4 separate regions of the Homo sapiens genome follow, and regions 1, 2 and 3 are each linked to region 4. A link is a loop called in an ENCODE intact Hi-C map of the cell type or tissue named here. Cell type or tissue: B cell. All regions are shown on one strand. Links, peaks and the distances in the headings refer to the core of each region. The heading gives the core; the rest is flanking DNA. Region 1 overlaps SLC9C1 (solute carrier family 9 member C1). Region 2 overlaps LOC105374042 (a long non-coding RNA gene). Region 3 overlaps BTLA (B and T lymphocyte associated). Region 4 has its middle 20 kb from the start of BTLA.

Region 1 (6,280 bases), core at 408-5,407, 380 kb before region 4:
AGCACAGGAGGAAATTTTTTGTTGTTGTTCTTTATCTTGATTGTGTTAGTGCCCACATGACTGTATGCATTTCTCATAATTCACAGAACTGTATACTAATAAGGGTGCACTTCACTGCACATAAATGAATCTCAACAGACAAAAGGTTAAAAAAGAAAGAAATCTCGGGACAGGAATCATGGATTTTTGTATTATCCTTGTATTTGATGGTTGTTTCCAGTTTGGTCACTCATCTGTTTGTTCATTCCTTTAACAAGTATGTGTCGAGTGCCTACTATGTGCTGGGCACTGTAGGTTCAATGGTAAGAAAAGCAGATACAGGACTGCTCTTGTGAAGTTCCTTGAAAGAAATAAAACAAAGTGCAAAATATTTTATTGCTTGTCCTTGAGTAATGTAAAGGTCATATCTAAAACAGGCAGGAGAAGGATGGGGAGTGGGCTTAGAAGAAACAATTTCAGAGAAACTAGGGTACTAGCTGTGCAACCCCAGATTCATCTCACATCATTCTTATCCTTATGGCTGCTCTCCAAACTTCCTTTTGGCTCTGTGAGGGATTTCCAGGAGCACCTTATTAAAAATGGAAGATTTTATTATAAAAGATAAGCCATTATTGATCATTCACTTTTCTAAAAAAACACAAATGTGAGAATAAAATAAAAACACACAAGACTCACTAGCCCCTGCAAGACAGAAAGCAGCCCTGGACAGAGAGCCTCCTTATTATATACCTAATGCCTGAACTCACACATTCTAGGGTTTCATGTTTTGTTACCTCTTGCAAAGGATAGGAAACTGGCTAGAAAATTCATGTAAAGGAAGGTCACAACTTTAAAGCTATCTGACGCTAATGACTTGTATAATCTAGTTTGCAGCTCTGAGAGACAATATCAAATAAGCATTGTCAAATACTACTCCCACCTAACCTTTGCTGTCATTGTTCTTTGAAATTATCTTTGGGATTGGTTATGTTCTCTCACTGTAGCTTTCGTTTATCTCAGAGCACACACCCTAATGTCCATGTGCAGTCTCCATGCTCAAGTATTCCAGAATACAATTTTCTGGAGTCTAACTTCAGTTGACACCTGACTCCAAATTGCAAATCTACCTCCAACCAAAAAGAAATGAGAAATTAGTTTTTAAGGGCAATTAGCAAATATATTACAAAAATAATTTCAGATAAACGCTATGTGACAAATGGTGCTGTCAAGTCCTCTTATGTGAATACTAGTCATTGTTTGTCTTGAGAAAATGTGTGCAGTGGAGGATATCTTCTTGGCATATAAAAGGGGAAGATTTCTTTCTGTTTTAGTAATCTCTTTAGGGGATTGCCTGTGGTGTGCATTACATTCTGGTTGAATATTCAGAAATAAAAGTGTTTTCTTTCTCTTCTATTTTTGTGGTGAGGTTTTCTGAAATAGCAGGAGATTTTGCTTTTAATTCTATTTCCCCAATAGTAGCTCCATTAATTTTTTTCATGAATCCCTCATGTAATTGACTCTAGGAAAGATGTTAGGGTGGTAAATTTTCTTATTCTGTAAATATTTGAAATTCAGGAAAACCCTCCCATCAATAAATTAAATGAAGCATTGAAGTAAAAAAGAATATTCTTAACAAAGCTTATATTGAAAATCAGGTTTCCACAGCATATAGATCTAAGAAACCTGGGGGTACCCTTGTCTGTTTCTCCTATTCTCCTCTTTCAAAACCATTTCCTTTCCCAGGCTGGATAATTACAATAAAAAATAGAGTATGTGTTCCAAATTATTGAATGCTTCTTCCTTGTGTATGGAAAATCTGGGATGACAACCAGTGGTCTGCCATTTTGTGTACGAGAAAAAGAGGTATGTATGTGTGGGAGTCGGAAGGAATCTTGGTATACTATTATAACTAACCTCTCTCTTCCCTATTACCTTCAGAAAAAAAGAAAAACAATCAATCTAACCTAAAAGTGCCCCTTCCTCAGTGGCCTCAGCACATTTTGCACTACCTAGAGGCTAGCAGCAGGGGACCAGAATGTCTTAGCATTGTGAAAGAGAGACCACATGGACAGGGTGCTTAGCCAGTGAGTAGGGCTATTGTTGACTTCCCACCAGTATGAATGAACAGATCCTAGACCCTAGTTGGGGCAGCCTGAGCAGACACAGCCTGGATGCTGCTCCATGTGTGGCTTAATTAGTTCCACTATTGTCTAAAAGAGTCTTTGAGTCCAGAGAGCCATGGTAGGGTGAGTTGGAAATCAATCTGCCCATTGTAATTTAGGGGAAGGTTAGGAATTGCTTTCAAGCTTCTGTTTTACTCAGGCCGCTAGATGGAGAAGCTGAGCTGTGGAAGTGTTAGCTATCAATCACTTGTGTAAAGTAGCATGAAAGAGCAGGATATTTATAATAGATTTACTGCTGTAAAACTGACTCTGGACTATAAATAATATATCTCCTCTCCGTAAATGAGTAGAGCAACACACCCCCACACAAAGAAGCCCAGATAACAAATCTTTGAATCATAGATTCACTCTTTATTCTTCTCAGTGTTTAACTCCAGTGCCTAACACGTGTAAGAAACTACATTTCTAACACATGTAAGAAACCGTATGTGTTGAATTGGAAATAAAAGCCTGGATATTTGTAAGCAGATGATAGGGAAATCAGAGAACGTTTGGGTTGAGATCTTTAAATTTACTTTCCTATCCTTTGGCATTGCTGTAAAGAATTAATGACCAATGACTGTTTTGCTATATCCTTTGAAGATCATAGAAAAGTATAATTACAATAAGTATTTGTTGAGAGCTTTCTAATAATCCAGTAATTCTGTTAAATGCTTTAGATACAATTTCTAATTTCTTCATGTAAGAATTCTGTGGAATAAATACCATTTCCTCTTTGTTGTAGATGAGAACACCAGGCTCAAGTGACTTGCTCAAGGATATCCCAATAGGAAGTGACAGAGCTAAGATATAAGTTCAAACGGGGTGTGGATATATCTATTTGTTGTCCTATTTAATAAGTACTCATAGAAAGACGTCTTAGCTTGACTTTGAAACCTGGTCTACATCACTCCAATGTGTCAATAAGGAGCAGTATATTTGCATGTAGTGTGTCAAGGCTTCCCAGTTCTTACGCAGTTTTCACAATCTGGGCTGGCCTCAGCACAAGGCACGTTAGAGACCTTTAGGGTAAGAGTGAGTGATAAGAGTGATTCTAGATACTCCTGCAGTTTCAAAGGCCTAGATGGGATAATTCTAGCCCTAGCCCTAGCCCAAGCCCAGTCACTTTCTGGCAATGGTGAAATGAGGGAAGGGAATTAGGAGAACTAATTATACAGAAAGAAAATTATTTTGGGGCATTTTATTTTGGGAAAAGAAGTGGTTTATTTAAGATTTCTTACAGAACCAGGAGTCAAATAGCTTAGTTAAGACTTCCCTATTCTGCTTCCCTTTAAAAGAGGGCAAAGGCTGCATGGTGAGAGAGTACTGAGGAATCTTCCTGAATAGAACTTTCTACCTATATACTTTGTGATACAGAATATGAGCTGATTAGTGGTCCTAGCTAATGTCAGATAGTTGTGTGTTTGAAAACTGTAACTATTAATTGCTGCTATTCCATATAAAAAATATTTTGTTTTAAAGAGGAGATAACAGAGTTTCAGTAACTCTCTAGGTGAACGTTGGGGTTAGACTTTTGCTTTGTGGTGAAGAGATTTCAGCACATAGCTCCATTGGCTTTGCAGGAGCCATGGTAATCCAGAGATGATTGCCTAGAAACAGAATGGGAACTTTTTCAGTTCACTGGGAATGCTCTCCTAGCTGTAACCACCAGGAGGGTGGGACAGCACTTCTCTGAGAATAAATGACCCTTGGGAAGAATGTTTCTTCATTTGCAAAGTTTCCTGTTTTTCATTAGTAAAACTAATATAGAACATGGAAGATAAGTCAAATATCTGCAGAAAAAGTACAAACCAGGTTTAAGCATTATAAAAGTTAAAGAATAAAGCTAAATTACAAAAATATTCAAGGGTCAACAGACCAAGGAAAGCCTTTTATATAAAAATTTTAAAAGCAGACAATATTCTGGGCATTGTAAGCAAATAAACAGCTTTCCTCTGAAGAGCCAAATGAAAGTGAGCTCTAAGAACCTTCCTCAGCCAAAGTCTGTACATTACATTCTTTCAGGTAAAAACAGAGCCCTAGGCACACAACCCACCATGCCCTGAAGATGAGGCTGGTTATATACATCATGCATGGTACCAGGATTTTATATTCCAGTGTCTTGTGTAGTGGCCTTTTCCCACAGGGAGATGTTTACAATCCAGTACACAAACCTAGTCCATGACATTGACAATAACTAATATAATGGAGTGTATGCAATACTTCTTCAATGGCTTAAATTTCCATGATAAAATCTAAATAACTTAAAAAGCATTACACTGATTGTGCTTGGAGGATTTAAATCCATGTCATCATGCCTAGCTGTGTGACTTTGAGCAATTTATTTGTGTGCTCTAAGCCCCATTACTTCCTTGGCAAAATGGGACTAATGATGGTAAGTACCTCCCAAAATTCATATGATGACTGCATAAGCTAATGAGGGAAAAGCACTCAGAATAGCGTATCAGAAGACACATTAGGCTCTCTGTAAGTAACATTAGGCTCTCTGTAAGTAACAGCTACTGTTGGTGGAGAACACTTCTTCCCTCTCTAGGTCCTTGCTCTAGATCAAGGGCTGAAATCTCCATTGCCTTTATATTGCTGCCCATCTTCATTTTCTCATTTGTTCTACTGAAGTGCGGTGGTTTATTTGGTTGATGTATTTGGAAGTAGAGCCTGGACATTCTGTGTTAATCCCCTTCTTCTTGATACTTTTTGGAGTAAATTTACTCTTAGAAATCTTGCATTTTCTACTGTTCTCAGCTATGCATTAAGCTTAATGACAAATGCCTACAGCAGTCAATCTTTTCAGTTCTAGGGAAAAGAAGGCAACCACCTTATCTAATGTCAGCTCCATCAGTAATAATGGTGAGCTTGTGAATGTTTTAATCTCTATCTGCTTTAACCCTTTATCATAATTTTCAGTTGGTTCAGAACTCAGGAGAGGAGGGGTACTCATTAATGGGGTTCCTTAAACACTTAACAGCTGTCAGGTAATTATCACTGGGAAAAAACTGGTTAAGGTTAGTTTTGGAGAGAAGTGGTAGCAGTTTGATTTGACTTTGTCAACAGAAACAAACCAAGTTGTCTTTTCCACAAGGACACTTTTGTGACAGGAGTTGCCATACTTGGCTTCTAAAATGTGCCCACCACCAGTTATTTGGCATAGCATTCAGATTTCTAGACCCCCAGGTGGAAGTCTGACTCTGAAGACTTATCTTTAAATATATATTTTTTTTTTTTTGGAGATGGAGTCTTGCTCTTTCACCCGGGCCAGACTGCAGTGGTGCTATCTCAGCTCACTGCAAGCTAAATTTTTATTAATTCTTCAGATATCTATTTAGGGCTTACCATATTAGGGGGATATGTGTTATAACTTGTTTTCAAATCTCTGCTCTGCCTCTTCCTAGTTGTAAGATTTTCAGTTTACTCATTCATAAATTGGGAATAATTGTACTTACCTTATATGATTGTTACAAAATGAGTTCATCATAACTGTATGGCATGTGTTGTATGCCTAACATACAGAAAGCATGCACTAATTCTTCACTGTTAAGACTATTATCTAAAATTACATACTAGGCATTGTGCTTGTTGCTGTGAGTATAATGGTGAATAAAGTGATTACTGAAAGTTTCACTCAGGGCTAAGTTGCCTGATTCAGTCTGAATCAGTTTTCATTCCTCACTATTATAATTCTCTGAGAGCTACCGAGATGAGTGAAGTACAATGAGTGACAAAAATCAATACTTGGATCAAGAACAGCATTTAAACTATATTTTAATACATTTTATTTTTCATAAAGTGAACCAAACCATTATTGCTGTAAGAGCAATATGCAAAATATCTAGATGGCTATAAACTTATTTTCTGGCTTTAAGACTAAAATTTACTCTAAGATTTTCTAAAATGTTTTGTATATTTAAAATAACAAATATTTTAAATCAAGGAAATTTTGCAAAAAGTATATATGTTGAACTGCTGGTTTCAAGGTCCAAATTTCTTTTCTGCTTAGCACCAAGATCATCCACACAGGATCCAACCTGAAGTTACTCCTTCTTGATGTAGGGAAGTGTGTTTCTGCAGCAGGAGGCCTCTCATAGCCACAGCATTAATACATGCTTCGGTCTTCTTAACAG
Region 2 (6,280 bases), core at 517-5,516, 190 kb before region 4:
AGTTACACAGTATCCTACTCCTCTCCCTTTTCCTAATTACTCTGGTGATTTCCTCTGAAAAATGTAGGCATGATGAGTCTAGGATCTTTGTGTCTGTCCCACTTTAGATGCCAAGCTTCATAAACAAAGCTGTAACAAATTTCAGTATTAACTATGGACTAACAGACTGATGAATATCAGTATATCACTTGGGCAAATGAAACAAGATTTATTTATCTGCAGGACATGTAAGGAAGTTCACAATCAGAATATACAGGAAAATGATCAGAAATATTCTTTTTTTTTTTTTTTTTTTTTTTTTTTTTTTTTTTTGAGATGGAGTTTCACTCTTGTTGCCCAGGCTGGAGTACAGTGGGGCAATCTCGGCTCAGTGCAACCTCTGCCTCCCAGGTTCAAGTGATTCTCCTGCCTCAGCCTCCCGAGTAGCTGGGATTAGAGGTGCATGCCACCACAATTGGCTAATTTTTTGTATTTTTAGTAGAGACAGATTTTCACCATGTTGGCCAGGCTGGTCTTGAACTCCTGACCTCAGGTGATCTACTCGCCTAGGCCTTCCCCAGCTCATGAGATTGGAATATGCCAGTTGAATAGCTTATGTATCTTCCATCAATCTACTAGCTAGATATCAGTTAATTTTACTTCTTACTGAAATACAAATGTCAGTAAAGAAGTTATCAACTAAGAAAATGATTCTTCCTTGCTTAGTTTTGTAACAAATATTAGCAATATAAATCCCAAATTCTGTTGAAATTCTTATATAAGGCTTTCTTTCTATGCATTGTTGTTGTTGACTTTAAGGATGTGTTCATATTTTACCACCAAACTCTTCACATTCATCCCCCTCCACCTATTTAGAATGACTATGTAGTATTTTCTTGAGAAAGACTATTGGTAAAATCTAGAAACTGAGACAAAACGATGTCTGAGCACTCAAAAATAAATGGCACACCGGATCACATGCACTCTCTAAATAACATTTCAGAGAAGAACTACTAAAAAAGATTTCTCTTTTCCTTCAATGGTAATGAAAATTCAAAGCAGCAAATTTAAAAAGAGTGAGAGGTTACTGTAAGCAGGAAAATTACAGCAGTCTGGCAATTAGGAAGAGGACACAAAAAAAGCCTACTGTGAGAAGACCTAAATATGCAAAATGCAAAATATTTCATGTTAACGTTAGCAAAAACTTACTTAAGGGCCAACATAAAGTGTATATGTTCATTTTTATATCATATCTAAGAAGAATCATTGACAATTATAGTGATGGCTTTTTGTTAATTTTAAATTGCGATAAAAAAATGTACATTTTATTCAGAGGGCTAAACGAACACATGTCAGTAACACAATTTAGTTACACTTTGGTCAAAGTAGCTATTTTTTAAAGTGTTGATGCCTGAAAAATTGTTTTTCTTGAGTGTAGGCACTCAAGTGAAAATTAAACTTGTTTCTCACTTTTTCCACTTAATCATGGTATATCTTTGAGTGATTTTCTTAACATCACTGAGACTGCGTTTTCTCATCTGTACCTAATAACTGCACTTACCCAGATAATGTGAATAAATGGTCCCTATAAAATGCTTATCGCATTACTCAGTACATTCATCTTGAATATTTATTATTATTATTATACATTTATTTTCTGAGTTTATTCCAGACTCTGGAAATTCCATTTTAGTAATATAGTCAGCAAGTGACATTATATTTTATTATTAAGCTTATTTATATATATAATTATAAATTTATATATAATTCTTAATAAAATTATTTATTAATTTATTATTTATTACATTATATTATATTTTGCTTAACCATTTTTCTGTGATAAATATTTAGGTGATTACCTATTTTTTCTTATTCTTGAGAATGTTAAGATTATATTAGATGTTATATATCTTTGAAGAACATGTAGGAGTTTGAATATTTGTTAGTTTTTTTAATAAAGTAAAATATGGCAAATCTCATTATAGTATTAATTTTAATGTCAAAGAGGCAAGGCATCTCAAAAGAGCATTACAGATTAAAGGTATCAAGAGGGCAATACAGTGTATAGAAAAGAAGTATAGTCACAAAGAACGTTTCTGATTTGTGTTTTTCAGGTACATCTAGTTCTTCTATTTGTCTACCTATAGGTGCACTCATAACATTTTAATTTATTTCATGTGTTGTCATCGTTATCCTCTGTATTACTCTGAGAAAGAAGATGTTACCTGTTTGTGAAAAAGAGGGTGAGTGAAACAGGGTTAGTTTCAATCATTAAAAAAAGAAATTCCAAGGGCTGTGGCAAAATCCGTCATGAAAAGAGTTGTTATGAAAAAACTCTTCCACATGCTTGGTAATTCCCGCAGTGAAGGGTATATCTTTTTTAAAGTGATAGTTTACTCTGGAATATTACAAAGGTAGGCTGTTAGTTATCATTAATACTTATGGTAAATTGAGTTTAAGAGTCTTTACTGAGGACAGGTTTTTGCACGAGAGAATATGGACCACAGACAACTGGTGGGAGGAAGCTCATTGAGAGGTAAAAAAAGGTAGAGACTGGAAGGAGATTTTTCAAAGAGACTATTGCAGTAGTTAAGATGAGAGTTGATGGTGGCCTGGACTAGAGTAGCAGCAAAGGGGACTGAGGGATTAAGGACAAGTTTAGGATAGCAAGATTTGCTGAAGGAACAGCTGTGGTAAAAGAGCAAAATATAAGAATTGTCCCGATGATTGTTTGCTTTTTGGTGTTAGATGAAGAAAACTTTTACAAATACGGGAAAGATCAGAGAAAGAATAAACTATGGAAAGAGAATCCAGAGTTCAATTTTGAACATGTTAATTTTGAAACGCCTATTTTACATCCAAAGGAATAGGTTAATTATCTCTATATATGAATCTGAAATATATGGAACATATAAGGACCAGTGGTTTAAATTTTAGAGTATAATGAATAGACTCTCCAAGGGGACAAATCATAGGTTATGACTCTCACTATTATAGAGTGGAAATAATCTGCAAGTTCTGTAATTGGAGTATTTTTATGCCCAACTAAGCATTTGAAAATATACTTTGGTCAATCTCAAGAGAATTTGAGTCTGAATCTCCCAATTTTTTACTCGTAGCATACTCTTACAATGTACTGCCATGAGGGGGAGTGTTTGGGCTGTATTCCTCTTATGGATACATTAATGTCGCTGTATCTCTAGGTCACAGAGTATGTGTGAACCAATACTTCATTTGAGACAGCCTCACATGGAGAATGCAATGAGCCATTCTCTTCTCACATACAGGTAAATTGGAAGGTTTGTGAATTTGTTACTGTTATTTTGTACACTTCAAATTTAAGATTTAACCTTCCAAATTAAATCATGCATTTGGTAGCAACAATTATTTTAGAAATAAATGAAAACAATGATTTGGTTAAATATATAATCAAATTTCATGAATTATTGGTTTCTAATGAGGTTATATTAATATTAATGTCTTTGAATATTTCTATTTATTCCCTGATTCAGATCCCCTCCCATCATCACCAATTGAATGACTGCTTTGATTTGCATTTTTTCAGATTATTAATAAGTATGAGCATGTATTCATATATTTGTTAGCCATTCAAGTTTCCCCTTCTGTAAAGTTCTTGTCTACATCTTCAAGTAATGTCTGGTTGGCTGTTTATATTTGCAAATTTTTTTTTTTTTTTTTGAGACGGAGTCTTGCTCTGTCACCCAGAGCTGGAGTGCAATGCTGCGATCTCAGCTCACTGCAACCTCCACTTCTGGGGCTCAAGTGATTCTCCTGCCTCAGCCTCCCAGGTAGCTGGGATTACAGGTGCCCACCACCATGCCCAGCTAATTTTTTGTATTTTCTTTTTTTTTGAGACGGAGTTTCACTCTTGTTGCCCAGGCTGGAGTGCAATGGTGAGATCTCGGCTCACTGCAACCTCCGCCTCCTGGGTTCAAGTGATTCTCCTGCCTCAGCCTCCCAAGTCACTAGGATTGCAGGTGTCCACCACCACGCCCAGCTAATTTTTGTTATTTTTTAGTAGAGAAGGGGTTTCATCATATTTTGAGGCTGGTCTTGAACTCCTGACCTCAGGTGATCCACCTGCTTTGGCCTCCCAAAGTGCTGGGATTACAGGCGTGAGCCACAGCGCCCCTTTTTGTATTTTTAGTAGAGACAGGGTTTCACCATGTTGGCTAAGCTGGTTTCGAACTCCTGACCTCAAATGATCCTCCTGCCTCGGCCTCCCAAAGTGCTGGAATTACAGGGGTGAGCCACCGCACCCAGCCAGAAATTTTTTATATCTTAGATCCTTTACATACTAGATATAGATTACTTCTCCCTGTTTGGCATCACTCTATTACATTTTTCAGTTATACTGTTAGGGGAACAGAAGTATTTAATGGAAAACCAAAAGTCCACTTTTTGTGGATAAAAAGTAGATGGATTTAACAATGTTAAGTCAAACTATAAGTTGTTAATAAGTTTGAGTTTGGGGCATTGATGTCTTTATAGTGGAATTTCCTTCAGCCATAAATATATTATCCATTTATTCAAGTCTTTCTAAATGTCTTTTAGGAAGGCTTTACAATTTTCTCAATGTAGGTGTAATTTTTGCTAGGTTAATTCTTTGGTACTTTTAATTTATTCACTATAATTAATGATATTTTAAAAAATTTCTAGCTGGTTATTATTAGTGGTTTAGGAACATTTTTGGATTTTTTAAGTTAACCAATATTTGGAAACTGTGCTAAACTCTGTATTTAAGTTTTTCTGTTGATTTTGATTGTTTTTCATGAAGTTGATTCTCTCTCTTACAACTAATGACAGTTTTGCTTCTTTCTTTCCAATCGACACCTCTTTTTATATTTAATACCTGCAATAACAGTTATCTTTTTCTTGTTTCCGATTTAAAAGACCATGTCTAAAATTTCCTTACAGTTGAATATGACATTTACTGCAGTTTGATCACTAAGCATAAGGTTAGGAAATATTTTCTTATTCTTATCTCCTTTGCTTTTATGATAAATATGTTGTTGAACTTAAGAAAAAATTTATTGGTACTTGTTGAGATAATCATGAATTTTTCATAGCAATTTACTAATATAATAAATTATACTGACAGTTTTCTAATGTTAAGCCATTTTGGAAATTGTTCTGCTTTATATTTATAAGTAAAAGAGGACTATAATTTTATTTTCTTGGATTATCCTTTCCTGGCTTTAAAATTAAAATAACACTAGCCTCAAAGAAAGATCTTAGTAATTTTATAATTCTCCCTTTTGAACATGAATAAGATAGATCTATTCCTCAACAATCCTCTAGGTCTGTTATTTATTTATTTATTTTGCAAAACAAGTCTTTGATTTTGATTTACTTGCTTACTAATTTATTGGCCTATTTAATTTTTAAATTTTTATGGCCAATTTGCCACTTTCAGAAATTTATTCATTTTGTGTAAGTTTTCATATTACTGTTCACAATATTGTTTTGTTATTTTTGCTATTTGTTGCATCAGTATTAATTCTCCCTTTTCATTCTATATTGTTACTCTGTATTACAGTAATAATTTTCTGAGTATTACAGAAATAATTTTCTGAGTATTACATGCCACCCGTTTGATCAATTAATCTCTAAAAAAATTATATTTATTCTATTTGTGTTCGTTTTTATTGATTTCTGCCTTTAGTTTTATTATTTTTTTTCTTCTCATTTTGTTGAGTTCCTTGTTTGCTTCTTTTGCTCAATATTGACATCTGATATAGTTAAGGTGATATATTAATTCTGAATGCTCCTTTAAATCTGTCCAATAATTTTAAATGTCATTTTTTTCTTTTTCCTGCAGACCTTTCTTTAAAAAAAATTATGTAAGCAAATTTCTTCTTTTTCAAAGGGTTTTTAATACAATGTTTATGCTTCATTATGGCTGGGAGTTTTTCCCCTTTTGTTCACTCTTCTGTGTCCCAAGTCTCTTTTAACCTAAAAATGTTGTTTTTAAGCTATTTTTTTTTTTGAAATAGTGTTTCACTGCATCACCCAGGCTAGAGTGCAGTGTCTCCATCATGGCTCACTTCAGCCTCAACCTCCCGAGCTTAAGCAATCCTCCCATCTCAGCCTCCTGATTAGCTGGGACTACAGACATGTGCCACCATGTTCAGGTAATTTATTTTTATTTTTTGGTAGAGACAGGGGTCTCACTATGTTGCCCAGTATGATCTTGAACTCCTGGCCTCAATCATTATGAAACTGGTTGCTTAACTATATAATTTGAATCTGGATTTTAAAATAATAAATGTAAGATTTT
Region 3 (6,280 bases), core at 426-5,425, 55 kb before region 4:
GAGTTGAAAATTGAAATGTGAGTCATAACCATAACAATGCTGTCTCACACCTGTCAGAATGGCTACTATTAAAAAGTCAAAAAATAAGACACTGGTGAGGTTGCGAAGAAAAGGGAACACTTATACACTGTTGGTGAGAGTGTAAATTAGTTTAACCATTGTGGAAAGCAGTGTGGCAATTCCTCAAAGAGCTGAAAACAGAACTACCATTTGACCCAGCAATCCCATTACTGGGTATATATCCAAAGGAATATAAATTGTTCTGTTTTAAAGACAAATACATGCTTATGTTCACTGTAGCACTACTCACAATAGCAAAGCATGGAATCAACCAAATGTCCATTAATGGAAGACTGGATAAAGAAAATGTGGTACATATACACCATGAAACACTATGCAGCCATGAAAAAGAATGAGATCATGTCCTTTTCAGGAACATCGATGGAACTAGAAGCCATTACCCTTAGCAAACTAAAGACTATTGCATGTTCTCACTTATAAGTGGGAGCTAAATGGCCGGGCGCAGTGGCTCAAGCCTGTAATCCCAGCACTTTGGGAGGCCAAGGTGGGCGGATCACAAGGTCAGGAGATCGAGACCATCCTGGCTAACAGGGTGAAACCCCGTCTCTACTAAAAAATACAAAAAAAAATTAGAAAATTAGCCAAGCGTGGTGGCGGGTGCCTGTAGTCCCAGCTACTCGGGAGGCTGAGGCAGGAGAATGGCGTGAACCCGGGAGGCAGAGCTTGCAGTGAGCCGAGATCACGCCACTGCACTCCAGCCTGGGGGACAGAGCGAGACTCCGTCTCAAAAAAAAAAATAAAAAATTAAAAAAAAAATAAGTGGGAGCTAAATGATGAGAACACATGGAAATATAGAGGGGAACAACAGACATTAAGGCCCACTAGAGGGTGGAGAGTGGGAGGAGGGAGAAGATCAGATAAAATAACTAATGGGTACTAATAGGCTTAATACTTGGGTGATAAAATAATCTATACAACAAACTTTCCATGACACTGGTTTACCTGTATAACAAATCTGCCCATGTACCCCTGAATTTCAAATTGAAGTTTTTCTAAAACCCTGCACACAAATGTTTAGAGCAGTTTTATTCATAATTGTCAAAACTTGGAAGCAACAAAAATGTCCTTCAGTAGATGAACAGATAAACTGTGGTACATTCTGACAGTGGAATATTATTCACCATTAAAAAGAAATGAACTATCAAGCCATGATAAGACATGGGGGAAACTTAAATGCATATTACTAAGTGAAAGAAGCAAATCTGAAAAGGCTACATGGGGCATGATGCCAACTGTACGGCACTCTGGAAAAGGCAAAGCAATAGAGGCAGTGGTTGTCAGGGGCTTGGAGGGAGTGATAAATGAGTAGAGCACAGAGGATTTTTAGGACAGTGAAACTATTCTGTAAATCACTATAATGGTGGATACAAGTCATTATACATGTCAAAACCCAAAGAACTGCAAGTGTGAACCCTCATGTAACCCATGAACTTTGGTTGATAATGACATGTCAATTCTAGTTACTGATTGTAACAAAGGCACCACTGAAGTACAGGATGTTGATGATGGGAGAAACTGTGCATGTGTGGGGGAAGACGGTATAGAAACTCTCAATGCTCACCGCTTAGCTTTGCTGAACCTAAAAGTGCTCTGAAAAAAGTTTATATATTTAGCAAAATAGATATGATCGCGCCAGAGAATTCATTCTGGGGACTAGATAGTTTTGGTTGGTGCACAAAACTGATCAAATAAACCACATATACCAAACCTAGCCTCTACTAGTTTTCTCAAATTGTGGACACTGGGAAACATATTAAAATTGGTTGGCATGTCTTTTAAAGATGATGATTAAAGAGCCATTTTCTAGACCTCCTGAATCAGAATTTCTTAGTGCTGCAAGTTAATAGTCTGCAGTTTAGCAAGTTATTCGGGTCGCTTTTATGTGTCAGGGGGTTTAAGAATCAGTATTCTATTCATGTCCACACATTTTGGGGTACAAAATCAGATGCCAAATTGATTTCAAATAAGTTTTAATAACTTTACCTTCTCATTGAGCACAATCACAAGCTTAAAATTTGTGAAAAACCATTAAATTATCTACATATTCTTTTTCTCAAACCCTCTATAAACTAATGAAATAAGCCATGTAAATAATAGTGAAGTAGAGTCATTTGGGAAAATGCATGTATGTCTCTGACACCATTTTGAAAAGGAATAAAAACATAAATGATTTGTGATTTTGGCAAACAGTACAAATATATTAATACATCTTAGAGATGAAATCATTATCAGCATTATCTTTACTATAAGACATACTAAGGATATTTTAAATAAGACAGAAATATTTTGCTTTTAAGTTTGAGAGAATCATGAAGGAACTGTTCAATTTCGTGTGTTCATCTGATAAGAGGACAGCTAAATGTATCCTCCCCATATTTCCTGTTTCTATTTTTAAGAATACCACAAGCAGCTATTCTAACATGTCTTTCTTACATAAGTTGTCCACAAATGCAGCCTGGCTAAAACAGCCTATCTCGAATTGGTTGCTTGAAATTCTAGGTGTAATTGGCAAAATAACAGTGACTCAAAAGAATATTTGCACCCCCAAATCTAAGGAGCTAAAACTTAATGCCAGTGTTACTTAAGAAAATCTCTCCACCACAAAACCTCAGTTTTGTCTTTTTGTATATATACCCCACTTGTATTCTAAACTCCATAATTTCACATATTATTTTCTTTAATGACCCATTTACTCTAGTATTTTGAGCTTCATAAGCAAACTGAAAATATAATGTCAATTTGATCAGTTTCTCGTGCACCATTTCTGTTGTCACCCACCCCACCTAACACACACACACACACACACACACACACACATCACATTCCTTTGTGCAGCAGCTCAGCTCACATATTTGTTGAAATGGATTTTAACCTTTGCTATCCACTTTGTATGAAGACTATTACATTATTCAGTAGCAGCACCTGAGAATTCGAATAGCCTCAAACTGTTGAATAAAATTATAGGCTATTTTTGAAATAGTTTAACTCAAGTACTTTGGAAAGTCCAAAAATCTGAATCCATCTTTTGCTATACTCTTAAGTGGCTGCAACCTCAGTATTTTAAAATAAATGATTAGCAAACTAAAATATGTCACTACAGATGATTTGCCCTGATTCCTTAGTAAGAAGAACAGCAAGATGCAGATGTGGTGAATGAAAGCAAATTGACCCCTACAGACCAATTAAATATTCTGGGTTTTCCTCCATTCCATTAATTGCACTTTAACTTGCTATCAAGTCAAGCATGAAGCAGTTTAAGCTATCTTCACTTGCCCAGTGATACCTATTCTGACTAACTTTTAAACTATTCAGATGCCCATAAGTATATTAATTCAGCAGCATTATGTCACATTCCTATCCATTAGTCTATGTGACCCAGTGAGTCTCTACTTTCCTCATAAATGTGCTATACGTTGACTGCTCCATTAATACCTATATTTGCTTATCAATCTAACAGAGTAGATATAAGCATTTGTTTGCCAGGTATGTGGAACATCTACCCTATATCCAATTGGTATATTCTATATTTTTATTGCACCATTTATTATTTTCATTTTCTTACATCAAGCCTAAAATGATTTCTCCTTTGCATTTAAGAAACACCATTCTTAGACTGACACAGCAAAAATTTCTTATTTTGGAAGACTGACTTGAAATATACAATCATTACTGTATTTATGGTTGGTTAGTCAAATTGGGACATTTTGTTTTCAAGAGTGTGTAGTGAACTGATGCAGGTAACACAAACCTCTTTTCCCTACAAGTCTTTCCAATAGCTTCAAAGGCAAGATCGAGTTTGTATATTGGGTAAAATGTAGCTAAGTTTAAACGTTCTACTATTCTGCTACTCATGATGTCAACCAGTTTTGGAGAGATTTTGTTATTCAAGGCTATAATATAAAAAGCTCCCAAATAAGTTTCTGAGAGAAATTTTAATCATTTATCCTATGGACCCTTAAGACCCAAGCACTAACATGAACATTTCTAAAGTAAAAATTCTCAAATTGAGAAATATTATTTGACATCCTGTTGAGCCCAGACAATGATGTCAACATGCTGATCATTCAATGGTCCCTGTTGGAGTCAGAAACAGACTTAACTCCTCACACATATGGATGCATATTCTGTTGGTGCTTCTTTTACATTTCTTGCCAGTCTTGAGTTCGGTCCAATGACAGAATGGTTCAGGGAAGCATAAACAATGCCTGGTTTGTTTTCTTCCAGGCATGGATTAGAATAAACTTCAGACCCTTCCTGCATCCTGAAACAAAGGTCAGGGTCATTATCATAAATTCCAGTTTCTGATAGCAGTACTTGGGAATTTTGCCTGGTGCTTGCTTCTGTTTGCTCACTCTTAAGGTGAGCATCAACCTACAATAGAAAAAAAGATGGTTTTAAGTGACACTTACGGCCATGGTAGTGCATATTCATTAGCAAACTATGAATGAAAAGCTTAAATGGAGTCATGTCCATTGTGAGAAATAATCTACTGTTCCTCACATACTCTGCTGACATCTACACTTTCAGCTAAATTTCAATTATTAAAGGATGAAAGGCTTGAGAATCACTATGTCACCCCTAAATAGTTATTTTGTGCTTTATTACTGGTCACTTTTGAGGTCACAGAACATTTTTTAATCCCCCTTCAAGATAAAAAGCATAGCCCAAATTGATGGAAAAAGCAAAAAATATCCTATGAAAACTTCAGGCAGTTTATAACATGATGAATAGTATTTAATGCAGTTTAGAATAAAAAGATTAAGGATAAAGCAGAACAAATACCCCCTAAGAGGGCAGAAACAATAAATATTATGAGTTAGCCAAGATATATTATTATAATTTGAGACCTTAAATTAAAAAATTGATGTCAGTTTTGGAAAGATAAAGCTTAGAAAAAGTTCCAAAACAGTATTCCAGTTGTTATTCCTATCAAAAGAAAATTCTTCTTTTTTTTTTTTTTTTTTGAGACGGAGTCTTGCCTATAGCCCAGGCTGGAGTGCAGTGGTGCGATCTCGGCTCACCGCAAGCTCCGCCTCCCGGCTTCACGCCATTCTCCTGCCTCAGCCTCCCGAGTAGCTGGGACTACAGGCGCCCGCCACCTCGCCCGGCTAATTTTTTTTTGTATTTTTAGTAGAGACGGGGTTTCACCATTTTAGCCAGGATGGTCTCGATCTCCTGACCTCGTGATCCGCCCGCCTCGGCCTCCCAAAGTGCGAGGATTATAGACGTGAGCCACCACTCCCGGCAAGAAAATTCTTACCGTTTCAAATATAGCCAAATATCTTAGAGCTTCTAAGAAAGAGGTGAATTTGTAAAAACAAAAAGTAAAATTAGTCCTGATGTTTTCTCACTCTTCAGTTATTTATTAGCCGCTCCTACCTATACAAAGGTTCACCTGACAAAGAAGATGTGTTCATTCTAGGGGCTATTTCAGTTTTTTAAATTCAAGTTTTGCCCATCGATTTCCGTTCTTGACATCTGGCCTAACTCCTTTAAGGTATCAAGTCCACTGTCTTTGAAAGTCAACATACTTTGTCTGGTCCTTTGTCATCCTCATTGTGATGTGTGCAGTAGGATGTCTATGGCAGATTTCCTTGGCAGAGCTCTATCATGCAAGCATGTCTGGCTTTACCCTGAGAAGCTATGTAAGAATTCCTGATACAGTGCCACCCTCTGATGTGGTGGCTGCCCAAAAATAACAGTAAGGCTGAGCGACTGAAAGAGGCAGAGGCTGCTTGGCTAAGATAAAAAGTACTCCCAACTCCACTGAAAAGAGCCTGGTTGAGGTCAGTAGGTGGCACACTAAAGAAGACTGTCAAGTGAACTGAAAAATAGCCTTTAGTCCTCAATATATCAACAAAGATCCTGTGATACTTTTCAATCTGTTTAAGCCTGTCAATTGGGTTCCCTGTCTCTCATCCCAAGAAATGGCTCATTTCCATGAAAAATTTTGTTAAAATGAATGGAGCAAAAGAAAATATAGTGCTCTGCAGCACCCCTGCTGTGGCACCCCGTCAAAGTGGCTGGGTGCCACAAGGCCAATGCACCACAATGTGGTGGATAGAGATGATAAAGCCAGAAACAGCAATCCCACCTTACATTCCTATGGCAGGTTACAGTATACAAAGCATTTTAAAATTTGTATTTATAGTATATGTTTAGATGTAATTCACATGCCATAAAATTCACCCTTTTAAGT
Region 4 (6,280 bases), core at 651-5,650:
TCCTTGTAAAATCTGCTTTATCCAAAAACTCATTTAGTAAGAACCCCTCTCCCCCAGTAGCTGATCAACCGTGACATCTGATCAAGTTCCTCATCCTCCACTATCCCACAGGTAATAAATCACCTTGTTCTGTTTTTAGCAAGAATCCTGTGAAGTTGGTTTAGCTGAAATCTTCCTCACCCCTGATGTTTCCTTTTAGTAATTTTCCATCCATTGACCCCCACCCTGCTCCTTGGCTATAAATTCCCACTTGCCCATGCTGTGTTTGGAATTAAGTCCAATCTTTCTCCCAGGCTGCAAAATCTCATTGTGGTGTTACCTATACCTATTGCAATGGTCCTGAATAAAGTCTTCTTCACTGTGCTTTAATAAGTATTATTATTATTATTATTTTTGCATTTCTCATTTTCTTTGTAACATATTAAGTGTGTTTGCTTTATGTTCTCTGTTTTACAATTTCAAGATCTGAACTTTAGTTTTTTATTTTATTTTACATTCCAGGGTACATAACCTGCAGGATGTGCAGGTTTGTTACATAAGTAAACACAGGTAAACATGTGCCATGGTGGTTTGCTGCACCTATTAACCCATCACCTAGGTATTAAGCTCAGTATACACTAACTACTTTTCTTGATGCTCTCCCTCCCCCAACCCCCACCGACAGGCCCCAGGGTGTGTTGTTCCCCTCCCTGTGTCCATGTGTTCTCACTGTTCACCTCCCACTTATAAGTGAGAACATGTGGCCTTTGGTTTTCTGTTCCTGTGTTAGTTTGCTGAGGATAATGGCTTCCAGATCCAACCATGTTCCTGCAAAGGACATGATCTTGTTCCTTTTTATGGCTGCATAGTATCCCATGATGTATATGTACCACATTTTCAATCTATCCATCTGACAAAGGTCTAATATCCAGAGTATACAAAGAACTTAAACAAATTTACAAGAAAAAAAAAACCCCATTAAAAAGTGGGCAAAGGACATGAACAGATACTTCTCAAAAGAAGTACAGCCAACAAACATATGAAAAAAAGCTCAACATCCCTGATCATTAGAGAAATGCAAATCAAAACCGCAATGAGATACCATCTCACACCAGTCAGAATGGTGATTACTAAAAAGTCAAAAAACAACAGATGCTGGTGAGGCTGTGGAGAAATAAGAACAGTTTTACACTGTTGGTAGGAATGTAAATTAGAACAACCATTATGGAAGACAGTGTGGTGATTTCTCAAGGACATAGAACCAGAAATACCATTTGACCCAGCAATTCCATTACTGGGTATATACCCAAAGGAATATAAATCATTCAATTATAAAGATACATGCACATATATGTTCATTGCAGCACTATTCACAAACAGCAAAGACATGGAATCAACCCAAATGCCCATCAACAAGCATTATAAAATAATTTTTTTCTTTAACAATATGCATACAGGAAGAACACCATGTGAACATGAAGACAACCACCTACAAGCCAAAGAGAGAGGCCTCAGAGGAAACAACCATGCTAACATCTTCTTATACTCTAGCCCCAAGAAATGTGAGAAAATAAATTTCTGTTGTTTAAGCCATTCTGTTCAATCTGTGGTAGTTTGTTATTGCAGCCTTAGCAGATTAATACAGTGATAAAAGCAAAAACTGTATCAATATATATAGCAGTGGCTTTCAAATTTTCAATATATATATAGCAGTGGCTTTCAAAATTTCAAATTTTTCACAATCTACAATATGAAATTAATTTTACCACTCTACCCAGTATGCATAGACAGACATAGCTGGAACAAAGAACAAAATTTTTTCTTGCTAATGTATGTTGATATTTTTACTTGTTTGATTGTATTCCATCATTTCATATTAAGAAAGACACAATAACTGATTTTGCAACTGATGAACTGGCCAAATGTTAAAAAATGCTAGATAAGAAATACTATTATTTGTTAAAACAACAACAAAGGCCCCAGCAAACTAGATTCTTTGGATAGAGGCAGAAGGGGCATTTGTGAGCATCTATTTTTTAACTTTTTTTTTTTCCAAAATAAAATCTTATGAGAAAATCCAATGTATCAAACAGATAAATGCTGAGTTACTTTGGTAGACAGTGGTGGGGAGAGAAGTGGAGCCTTCCTACTTATCCCTGACAGCCCTGATGCAGCTCAACAGCACCAATGGCTCTTGGGTACAGGACTTAAAAACCAAATATTTATTCCACTCCTCTCATTATTTAGAAAGGGGGACATTGGGGTAAGGGACAAAGCTGTTAGGAGGGCCAGGTGCAGTGGCCCATACCTGTAATCCCAACACTTTGGGAGGCTGAGGTGAGAGGATCACTTGAGCCCAGGAGTTCTAGATCAGCCTGGGCAACATAGAAGACCCTGTCTCTATAAAAATTTTTTTTAAATTTAAAAAATTTGAAAGATGTTAGGTGATATGGTTTGTGTCCCCACCCAAATCTCATCTTGAATAGTAGCTCCCATAATTCCCACATGTGTGGGAGGGACCAGGTAGGAGGTAATTGAATCGTGGGGACAGTTTGCCCCATACTGTTCTTGTGATAGTGACTAAGTCTCACAAGTTCTGATGATTTTTATAGGGAGTTTCCCCTTTTGCTTGGCTCTCATTTCTTCCTTGCTTGCTGCCATGTAAGACATACCTTTTCTCCTTCTGTGATGATTGTGAGGCCTCCCCACCCATGTGGAACTGTGAGTCCATTAAACCTCTTTTTCTTTATAAATTACCCAGTCTCGGGTATGTCTTTATCAGCAGCGTGAAAACAGACTAATACATTAGGAGATTGAGATTGCAAGTTCTAAGCGAGGATTGTATAGATATAGATGTACCATCATTCTTCAATAATTGGGGAAGTGAGAATCTCAAATATAAAAGAGGTCCATCAATAACATCCATCTCTTCTTTCCATTAAAATAAGAAATATAAAAGTAGAAATAATGCTTGGTAAATGTGACACATCTCCAGTAGGCTCATATACTAACTTAAATCTTGTGCTGTTCCATTGCCCTCTGCTGGATGTTCTTAGTATCTGTGGCCTCAAAACTAGAAGTTCTAGTAGTGGTAGTAGTCACAGCAATAGTGATTATTATCATTATTGTCATTTTAGCAGCAGCCATGTTGAGGTCAAGCACTGTGCCACATGCTTTACATCCAAATCCTCCTAACAACTCTATGGCTAGATAATGCTCTCTCATTTTGTAGATGTGGAACCTGGGGGTTCAGAGGTAAATAAACAAACCAAGGTTACACAACTAAAAGTAAGAGACCCGGGAATTAAATATTGGTTCTAAAGCCTAGGCCTTAATTACTTGCTGTTCATTAAACTTTCAATCTGTCAGCTGTGTTGGTGATAAAACTGGAATGATATTACTAGTTGGGATCTTTTGATTCACTGATTATTAACAATGGAATCACAACGATCTTTATTCTAAAAAGCCAAAAATTATTATCTTCCTAAAATTACCAAAAAGGAAAAGCTTACTCCTCAACAGAGCAGGAGAGCATGTTTTCAGAGTTTCTCAAAGTGTGATTCAGGAAACTCCTGCATTGGAATCACATGAGGTGCTACTTCAGGGCAGAAAATCCTATGCACCAGGATGTATTTTGGAGGTAGAGAGGACAGAGCTTGTTCCTGAGAGCTGGGATATGTGTTAGTGGAGTGAGTGTAGAGAGAAAGAGGAACAAAAGATGGCTCCTAAAATTTTTGGCTCAGGACAAATTTTGAGGAGAGTAGTGGCATTAACTGAGATGAGAAAGATTATTAGAGGAGCAAGGGTTTTAATTGTTAGTTCAGTTGTGGCAGTTACTTTTTTGGCAGCAGATATAAAACCAGGAGTTTGGGTTTAGATATTATATTTATGTTGCCATATAGGTAACCAAATAAAAATGGTAGAGCTAACTACAAATAACTTTTAAAAATTCAGATCTATATTTAAGATCTATTCATGTTGTTTCACGTGTATCTCTTTCTAATTGCTGCATAATCCTTTGTAAGTCTATCAGTAGTAAGAGACCAGATTACTTCCAACTCCCGCCACCACAACCAACACAGCAGTGAGCATCCTCCTATACAATCCTTTAAGGTCCTCTGCATGTATTCTTTTGTGGTATAAACTCAGGAGTGAGGTATACTCAATTGGATTCGATACTGCCAGGTTACTCCCTAAAATGGCTGTGCTGGTCTATACCCTATCAGCAGTGCACAAGAGTTCCTCTACCTTCACATTTCTTTGAATGCTAATAACTATCCAGCCTAATTTTTCACTAGATAAAGAGGCATCTTATTGTTTTAATACATATCTCTCTGATAAGTTTGAGTATCTTTACACACTCGTTGGACTTTTGGGTTTCTGTAAATTGCCTATTAATATTTCATTGTTTTTCTTTCTTTGCCATGTGATAACTACATATTTATGGGATATATAGTAGTATTTCAATATATGTATACAATGTGTAATGATCAAGTCAGGGTAATTAAGCATATTCATTATCTCAAACATTTATGATGTGAACATTCAAAATAAAAATCCTCTCTTCTAGCTTTTTAAAAAATACACAATATTTCCCTTACAGTGCTACAGAACACTAGAACTTATTCCTCCTCTTTAGCTATAATTTCGTATCTGTTAACGAACTTCTCCGTATCCTCTCCTCCCCACTACTCTTCCTTCCCCACTACTCTTCCTTCCCCACTACCCTTCCCAGACTCTAAAAACCACAATTATACTCTCTATGAGCTCTTTTTTGTTTTTTTGGCTCCTACATATGAGTGAGAACATGTGGTGTTTATCCTTCTGAGCCATCTTATTTCAGTTAACATGCCCTCCAGGTTCATCCATGTTGCCACAAATTAGAAGATTTCATTCTTTTTTATGGCCAAGTAGAATTCCATTTTGTGTATATACACCACCTTATCCATTCATCTTTTGATGGACATTTCATATCTTGACTATTTTTAACAGTGCTACAATAAACATGAAGGTGCAGGAATCTCTCTGATACATAGATTTTCTTTCCTCCGGATAAATACCCAGTAGTGAGATTGCTGGACTTTCTTAGCACTCATGTTAAAAATCATTTGAACATATAGGTGAGAAGTTATTCCTGGGCTCAAAAACAAACAAACAACAACAGACAACAGATAAGGATACAGCATGGGCCGGGCACGGTTGCTCACGCCTGTAATCCCAGCACTTTGTGAGGCTGAGGTGCGTGGATCACCTGAGGTCAAGGGTTCAAGACCAGCCTGACCGACAGGGAGAAACCCCCGTCTCTACTAAAAATACAACATTAACTGGGCGTGCTAGCGCATGCCTGTAATCCCAGCTACTCAGGAGGTGGAGGCAGGAGAATCGCTTGAACCCAGGACGCAGAGGTTGCAGTGAGCCAAGATCGCACCATTACACTCCAGCCTGGGCAACAAGAGTGAAACTCTGTCTCAAAAAAACAAAAACAAAAAACCAGCATGATTTCAGGAGCAGAAAGAGAATAACTTAAAAACCAGCATAATGAGAAAGTTAGGAAGCTTCTTACCAAAGCATCTGGAAGTATGCAAGAAATTCTTGTGAACTAAAATTTTCGTGCTGTACTAGCAAACACTACAACTCACTTATTCCATCTTTCTGTATTTTGGGACCCAATTATCCACTTCTCTTCATTCCCTATCCCACCCCTTTTCTTCCTAGCGTCTGCTAACCACCTTTATACTCTCCACCTTCCTGAGATTCCTTTTGTGTGTATGTGTGTGATGGAGTCTCTTTCTGTTGCCCAGGTTGGAGTATACAGGCACAATCCGGGCTCACTGCAACCTCTGCCTCCAGAGTTCAAGGGATTCTTGGGCCTCAGCCTCCCGAGTAGCTGAGACTACAGGCACGCGTCACCACGCATGGCTAATTTTTTGTGTTTTTAGTAGAGACGGGGTTTCACCATGTTGGTCAGGCTGGTCTCGAACTCCTGGCCTCAAGTGATCCGTGCAACTCGGCCTCCCAAAGTGCTGGGATTACAGGCCTGAGCCACCACACCTGGCCAAGATTTTCTTTTTTGTTCCTACATGTAAGTGAGGACATGTAATATTTGTCATTCTGTTCCTGGCTTATTTCACTTAATATACAGACCTGAAATCTCATCCATTTTTTCTGCAGTGGAGAGGATTTTAGTCCTTTTTAGGCTGAATAATACTTCATTGTATGTGTATACCAGTTTAATTGACACAAATTTCTAAAAAGCAAATATTTTTAAAATGTCTCAGAATGTGAAACTTTAGGGATACTG

Evidence for each region. Hi-C counts contacts between places; a loop is a spot of excess contacts. Peaks named below come from ENCODE experiments on the same cell type or tissue, not always from the same donor. Only the 100,000 strongest peaks of a DNase experiment are listed, where the experiment ranks them.
Region 1: a loop joins it to region 4, with 7 times the contacts of the local background. A loop is called at or near these places in 40 of 110 quality-filtered maps.
Region 2: it touches region 4 in a loop (14-fold over the local background); 88 of 110 quality-filtered maps call a loop at or near these places.
Region 3: a loop joins it to region 4, with 4 times the contacts of the local background. A loop is called at or near these places in 7 of 110 quality-filtered maps.

The regions. Positions count from the first base shown.
Region 1 is chr3:112,134,990-112,141,269 of GRCh38, forward strand. It overlaps SLC9C1 (solute carrier family 9 member C1), which reads right to left. Exons shown (of 29, transcript NM_183061.3): 29 at 5,909-6,280. TBILA (TGF-beta induced lncRNA) reads left to right here. Exons shown (of 1, transcript NR_157393.1): 1 at 1-370. It also overlaps a transcript of C3orf52 not described here. Among named protein-coding and RNA genes, the nearest start is that of TBILA, 4.7 kb to the left of the region's middle. RefSeq lists enhancers at 1,579-2,098, 2,099-2,617. In B cell, for the core only: CTCF peaks have their summits at 2,298 (motif pointing right) and 2,498; DNase peaks (open chromatin) are centred at 1,262 and 2,312; H3K27ac peaks cover 46 bases.
Region 2 is chr3:112,324,429-112,330,708 of GRCh38, forward strand. LOC105374042 (a long non-coding RNA gene) reads left to right here. Exons shown (of 5, transcript NR_147411.1): 2 at 2,094-2,222; 3 at 3,183-3,266; 4 at 4,918-4,958. Among named protein-coding and RNA genes, the nearest start is that of CD200, 5.6 kb to the right of the region's middle. In B cell, for the core only: CTCF peaks have their summits at 3,132 and 3,331; a DNase peak (open chromatin) is centred at 3,143.
Region 3 is chr3:112,461,932-112,468,211 of GRCh38, forward strand. BTLA (B and T lymphocyte associated) reads right to left here. Exons shown (of 5, transcript NM_181780.4): 5 at 2,035-4,452. The coding sequence ends at 4,177. Among named protein-coding and RNA genes, the nearest start is that of BTLA, 34 kb to the right of the region's middle. RefSeq lists enhancers at 1,584-1,723, 4,161-4,676. In B cell, for the core only: no CTCF peak of the experiment used is centred there; a DNase peak (open chromatin) is centred at 2,520; H3K4me3 peaks cover 1,822 bases; H3K27ac peaks cover 5,000 bases.
Region 4 is chr3:112,516,572-112,522,851 of GRCh38, forward strand. No RefSeq gene overlaps it. Among named protein-coding and RNA genes, the nearest start is that of BTLA, 20 kb to the left of the region's middle. RefSeq lists an enhancer at 5,357-5,857. In B cell, for the core only: CTCF peaks have their summits at 3,020 (motif pointing left) and 3,224; DNase peaks (open chromatin) are centred at 2,610 and 3,010; H3K4me3 peaks cover 260 bases; H3K27ac peaks cover 1,795 bases.